Linked DNA regions of Mus musculus: region 1 is linked to region 2. A link is a loop called in an ENCODE intact Hi-C map of the cell type or tissue named here. Cell type or tissue: left cerebral cortex. All regions are shown on one strand. Each heading gives the region's core, and the rest is flanking DNA. Links, peaks and the distances in the headings are about the cores only.

Region 1 (2,915 bases), core at 274-2,773, 85 kb after region 2:
GTTGCATGCTGATACTCTCCATTTTATTCTGTTTCAATTTCCTTTCCATACTAACGCTGACTCACCAAATCCTTTCCACACTGTGGAAAACTCATGGAAAGCTTTTTTGTTGCACTCCGGTGGGTGAGCTGTCTCCTCGCCCTGGAATTTGTTTGTGGTCAGTCACTAGACACTGTCCAGTCAGTGGGAGAGAGAAGGGCAGTACACAATAATGCCATTTCCAGGTACAGTGCATGCTAGACATTTTTATCGGAGGAAATATCGTGCTGATTGGTGCGAGCCAACTGATTTCTACATAATACAGTGAAATACGCATCCCAAACAACTGCCTAGAGACCATCTCTGCCAAGAGGTGGTTAGTTGTGCTGGAAATAGGTTTGTCTTCTAGAAGAGAGTCCTGCTTTTCCGTTCCCTTCCCTCCCCTCCCCTCCCCTCTCCTCTCCTTCCTTTCCTTTCCTTTACATTCTCTGTCTGTCTTTCCTCTTCTCTCATACATTATATCCCAACTGTTGTTTCCCCTCCTTTCTCTCCTTCCAATCCACCCCCACCTTGCCCCCACACACTACCCCTCTCTCTGAAATCCACTCCTCCTCCTCTCCTTTCAGAATACAGCAGGCCTCCCGGGGAATATCAACCAAACATGGCATATTTTTTTTCTTCTATGTATTCCTTTGTTTACTAAACTACCAGCCCCAACCCCTGAATGAGCTTTGATGTCTTGAGCCTGCAATAAATTATCCCAACTGGTGGCTTTCTGGTGTGGCCTGAGATGTCACCAACTTGTGTTAAGATTTTATTTCTCATGTGAGTGCTCTTTTTATTGTTATCTGTGGGAGTCTGCATGACCAAATATTGCCTGTAGCTTTGGTGTTTGCCTGTGGGGCCTAGTTGGGATCAGGATGAAAACCATTGCTGGTTTTCTTCAAGTAAATGACTGAGTTGTTTTCACCTCCAAAGCAGGCTCTGATGCCATCTGTTTAGTTTGGTTGTTTTACTGAGGGATTAAATGATATCATGCTACAAAGTATAACGTCTTGGTGCCTACAATTATTTTCTTTGTGTGGCAGAATTACTAACACCAGGTCTCTCTGTCTGTTTTATTTAGCCCTTGGAGAGGTGGAGACTTTCTGAGTCTCAGATATAGGAGGAACTAAAATTAAAGTTCCTTTCTTAGTGTGTGCTGGAATTTTTAACAGAGTAGAAATTTCCATGAATTCTCGAGCTGCCTTTGAGTTGAAGAGGAAAGATGTTTAAAGTACATCCAAGTTGAGACAGTTCTGTGGGTGGCTTCTGAGGGACATCAGTTTTCTGCAGGAACACATGAATTTGCTTACAGTGAACAACTGCTCAGCAATGCTGGCTTTGTGCCCCTTCCATGAAAGTTTAAGTATAAAATCTTGACTCTTTTAGCTTTTCTTGCTATTGTTTTCCTGGTGGGTTTTCAGTGCATTTCTGATGACAAGGTTCAATGTTATGAATGCAAAATGGTTTTTTTGAATGATGGAAAAATCTTGACTGTAAGGGACTGATTCCTTTAGTACAGTGGTCGTTAGAAGGTAGCTTAATGAAGTCATTAGTAGATGTGTGTGACACGAGGCACAAACAAAGGCTGTTCCCATCAGGAATCTCATTGAGATGCATTTTCCTGTTCCCTCCCATGTAAAATGAAGGAGACAAGATAATGCAGCATTATTTTTCCTTTGGAAGAACATGCGAAATTCTCCCTAGTGAAACCTATGATGTCTTTTTTTTTTTCCCTCTCCAGTACAGTCCAGTAAGTGGTAAATAAAACGTTCTGAAGAAATAACACCTAAACAACAGTCCCTTCTATTTGGATTCAATGGAAAGCAAAAGCTGATTCTTGATCCCCCTTGTGCCTTAGAGGAGAACATCACTTGTTTGGAAGAATTTTACTGTTTTGTAAGCACGATACCCTAGTTTCAAGGGAAGTTAACTGAATAAAAAAAAAATCATAATATTTAGCCATTTTTTGTGGGGGTGAGGGAGAGGGAGAGAGGTGGAATGGCATTTAATTTGATCCATTTAAAAGGAAGGATAGGGTAAGTATATGTTTTATTCCAGTGAGCACAATGATTGTACAATTAGGGGTATTTAGATATGGATTTTGCACTGTAGTCAGAAGGAATCCTATGGCTTTTATTGATGCTGGGCTTTGAAGTGGGGCTCTCTGATAAACGGTGGGCTGTTAGAAGTCAGGTGCTTTGGGTGTGCACAGGAGCTTGGGCGTGTGTAGTGTGGACATTTGAATAACAAATGAGTATTTGAAGAGACTTCACCAGGCGAAACGAAAGACGTGATGGTGTTGATTAGCTCCATTTCTTAAAATTCTATATATTTAAACAGTTTGGTACGCGCGTCCCTTCCATTGCCCCGCATGCCCAAGTGTTTGGTGTGATGGTCACATTCTTCTTTTCATAATGGAATGTATATTAACTATGCAGCCCTTTCACAGAGCAGTGTTTTAATCATTCTCTATTGATTTATACATCACATCAATGTTGCATATTGAAGGCCTCTTATTCTGTGTCTGTGCCTTACCCAGGCTCTCATTCTGTCTACCTGACTTGCATAATGTTCCGGGGCTCCCTTAATTCTCTTCACCCCCATGGGAAGCAGTCATGATTAGGAAACCACAAAAGGTCAGGCACACTGTTGCCTTCTCTACGCTTTCTGGGGCACAAAGAAGAAATTAATGGGCTTAGAGAAATATTGTCATTGTCCGTAACTGATAATAGGTATCAGAAGTAAGTTAAAATTAATAAATGCTGAGTTTTGAGCTTTGGCGTGAATCTGAATGATTTATCGCTGGCTGGGGATGCCAAGAGAGTGTTTTGCATTAGCTGAAGGAGTAGGGCAATGATGAGAGGAATCTGTCAATCAGGGCCTGGATTTCC
Region 2 (2,915 bases), core at 163-2,662:
TGCATGACTTTTAAAGTCACGTGGAGTTAAGCTATGGCTGCTTCGTCTTCACGTCACTCCTGTTGGTTTCCAACTGGAGATCTGCTCTCTGCTTCTCAGTATAATGCGTTGCAGATTGGTTTTCCCGGGTACTGATTAGCTGCAGCAGTGAGGGGATTGGGAAGGTCCCTGCCTCTGAAACAAGCTCCTGTGACCTTTACCTCCTGTATCCTGAGCCAAGTGAACTGCCTTTTCATAACCGGGTCCCCATCCTCCATGGAGAAACTTGGCAAACTTTTCAACAGCTTGGCTCCAGGATCATCAATTGGGACATCACGTAAATGTTTTGTACTAACCCAGCAACTCTTCAGATGTTTAAAGAAATGCTTAGTTGGACGATCCCTTTCCAGGGCAAGTTCCTTTAACCTCTGAGACCCGCCCCCTTCCGGCTCCCCTGTGGCTGCCCAGGTCCTTAAGCAGAACATCTAAGTGTGTCTTCTTTGTAGTTTTAAAATATTCAGGAAGCTGTTTTTAGCAGACATTGGTGTTGAATAAAATCAGAGCAAAGGTTTGCTAGATATGGAAGGTGGAAATTACCTTATAATGAGTTATATGGCAAAAGAAAGAATGACCTGGAACAAATTTCTTTCCACGACTGATGAATTGCATCTAGCTGTCGTCCAGGTGGCTGTGTTGAAACCTAAGATGATCTTTAGACCAAAGTTCCTTTGACGTGGGAATGATGTGTTGCTCGCAGCCTGGGAAGGAATAGCTTGATTATACTCTGGCTGGCTCCTCCCTCTTTGGCCTCCTGTAAGTGCTTAGTGCGAGTCTACTGCCTCATTCCATTGCATGGCTGTCTTCTGTATATGGGACAAAGTGGCTTTTCTAGCTGAACTGTAGAAATGGGCACAACATGAAATTAGATCCAGCCCTAACTGCCTGTACCTTAATTACATCTGATGATTAATTTATATTATTGATATTCTTCAGCTTCAGGGAAATGACTTCGTTTGCATGGTTAAAGTGGTGTGTGTGTACGTGTGTGCGTGTGTGTGTGCCTGCCTTCAGTAGTTCTAAGTTTTGTGGCGATGCAGTGAACTGTGGACATAGCATGAAGAAGAACCTTAGTTCTGAACTTCTTTTGCTGTACTCATTTTGGGGAGGCTTGACTCGGCTATTTTTACTGGAGTTTTGTGTGCTATGATTAGAACAAGAAGACTTAGGAGAGTTTAACTTGGCAGGGAAGAGAGGCGACTGAGCAGAAAAATGTTTGCTGGAAAAAGAATCAAATATTCAGGATACTCAAGTTGGATATCCAGTAGAAGCACGGAAATAAAGTGGGACATTGAGTTATGTCATGCCACAGTTTGTATTTTGGGTCTCATATCGGAAATGCCTTAGGTATATATTTAATGGTAACAGAGAGAAAGACAGTAATGGCTTGATAATTTAACTTACTTTTCTCTTTGTTAAATTAAACTCTTCTGTCTTGTCTGTGGCATCTCTATTGAGTTTTTACCCATGTCTCCTAAGAAAATGGCCTTATTAATTTTAATATTTCATTGCAGGCTAACAATCTCAGAAGAATAGATTCGTGCCTGATTGAACTGGATCCTGAGATGTTTCTAAATGAAAGCCTTGTCAAATATTCTATTTCCCTTCCGTGTTTCAATATTTGAATTGTCATCTAACAGAATGGTTTTCCTGGGCTTGGTTTGCCCATGTGGCTAAAATGAAGTTGGGTTTTTATTTTTTATATTTTTTATTTTTACATTATTTGCAGGGTAGTCATACTTCCTAAATTAATTTTTGAAGCAATAGTCTTACTGTAAGACTCATTGTTTTGTGATGACTGCCATCCAATGTGAATTGAAGCTATTTTAAATAAGAAGGTTAAATTTAAGAGAAAGTTTCATGTTGCGTTTCTCTATTTAAAATTGCTCATTTTAGCTTGGTGGTTTAGGCAATGTACTTAGAGCATAAGTAATAGGTTTGCACTTTAGAACTTAAAAAGGCCTACCAAAAACATAAGATATTTTCCATGTCTGTCTTTTCCTCATGACTAAAGCACAGGGCTTTCCTAGTTTTGTGATGTAGTGTTTCCTGCAAGCCATGGGCAAATGCTGGATTCATTAGTGTGCAGTGTTTGCTGCTTATAAACAATGTTAATGCATAGATGGTCCTATGAAGTCTTGATCATAAATTTAAATTATCGAGTCCTGTTCCGAGGATGTGTCTAGGGGTATGCAGCAGGCAACTGGATGAAGTTTTAAGAATGATGAACAAGAGTGGCCATCCATGCCTGAGTGTGTGCTGGTCTCCGGGGTTCTGTTGATGAATGGGAGCTCTTCTATGTCTGGTAGTGGTTGAAGACCATCTGCGAGGCATTTGCACCTAATCCCGAATCCCTTGTCAAATCTTGCCTATATTCCTTGTAGAATCTCTCCCCCTTTCTGCTCATATTCGGCCTTTATTGTCTCTGACCACACTGCTAGCACATCCCCAGCACAGGGATCACTTCCGCCTCCAGGAACACAGGAGCGAGCTTCCGTGCTCGCCCGTCTTTCTTCTTCACTGGTTTTAGCTCCCTGGCTTGCATCGCTGTCATGTGTACCCTTTCTCTGTCCACCATGTTGAATCACGCGCTTGCTCCCGACCCAGCTTATTAAGCAAGCTGTTCCTCTGAGACTGGAGTTGACAGGGGTTGCATGGTGACACTGCTTCAGGCTTTGGCCTATCTTGGCTTTTATCGCTACGGGTTAGGTCTGCATCATATGTGTCCCTTCTGGGGTCCCAGGTGAGAAGGCAGAGATGATCAAGGAGCATTTCATATGACTCTTGAGTCCAGTTGATTCTGTGGGAGAAAGGATAGCTTTATTTGTATGATATGCCTCATTCAGTGGTATAAAGTACTTCCTTCAGGGGTGACATCA

What was found. Peaks named below come from ENCODE experiments on the same cell type or tissue, not always from the same donor. Only the 100,000 strongest peaks of a DNase experiment are listed, where the experiment ranks them.
Region 1: it touches region 2 in a loop (2.9-fold over the local background); 2 of 42 quality-filtered maps call a loop at or near these places.

What each region holds. Positions count from the first base shown.
Region 1 is chr13:103,198,399-103,201,313 of GRCm38, reverse strand. The region is part of intron 1 of Mast4 (microtubule associated serine/threonine kinase family member 4); the gene reads left to right. Among named protein-coding and RNA genes, the nearest start is that of Gm30050, 100 kb to the right of the region's middle. In left cerebral cortex, for the core only: no CTCF peak of the experiment used is centred there; a DNase peak (open chromatin) is centred at 1,243; H3K27ac peaks cover 1,457 bases.
Region 2 is chr13:103,283,448-103,286,362 of GRCm38, reverse strand. The region is part of intron 1 of Mast4 (microtubule associated serine/threonine kinase family member 4); the gene reads left to right. Among named protein-coding and RNA genes, the nearest start is that of Mast4, 50 kb to the left of the region's middle. In left cerebral cortex, for the core only: no CTCF peak of the experiment used is centred there; DNase peaks (open chromatin) are centred at 800 and 1,194; H3K27ac peaks cover 1,506 bases.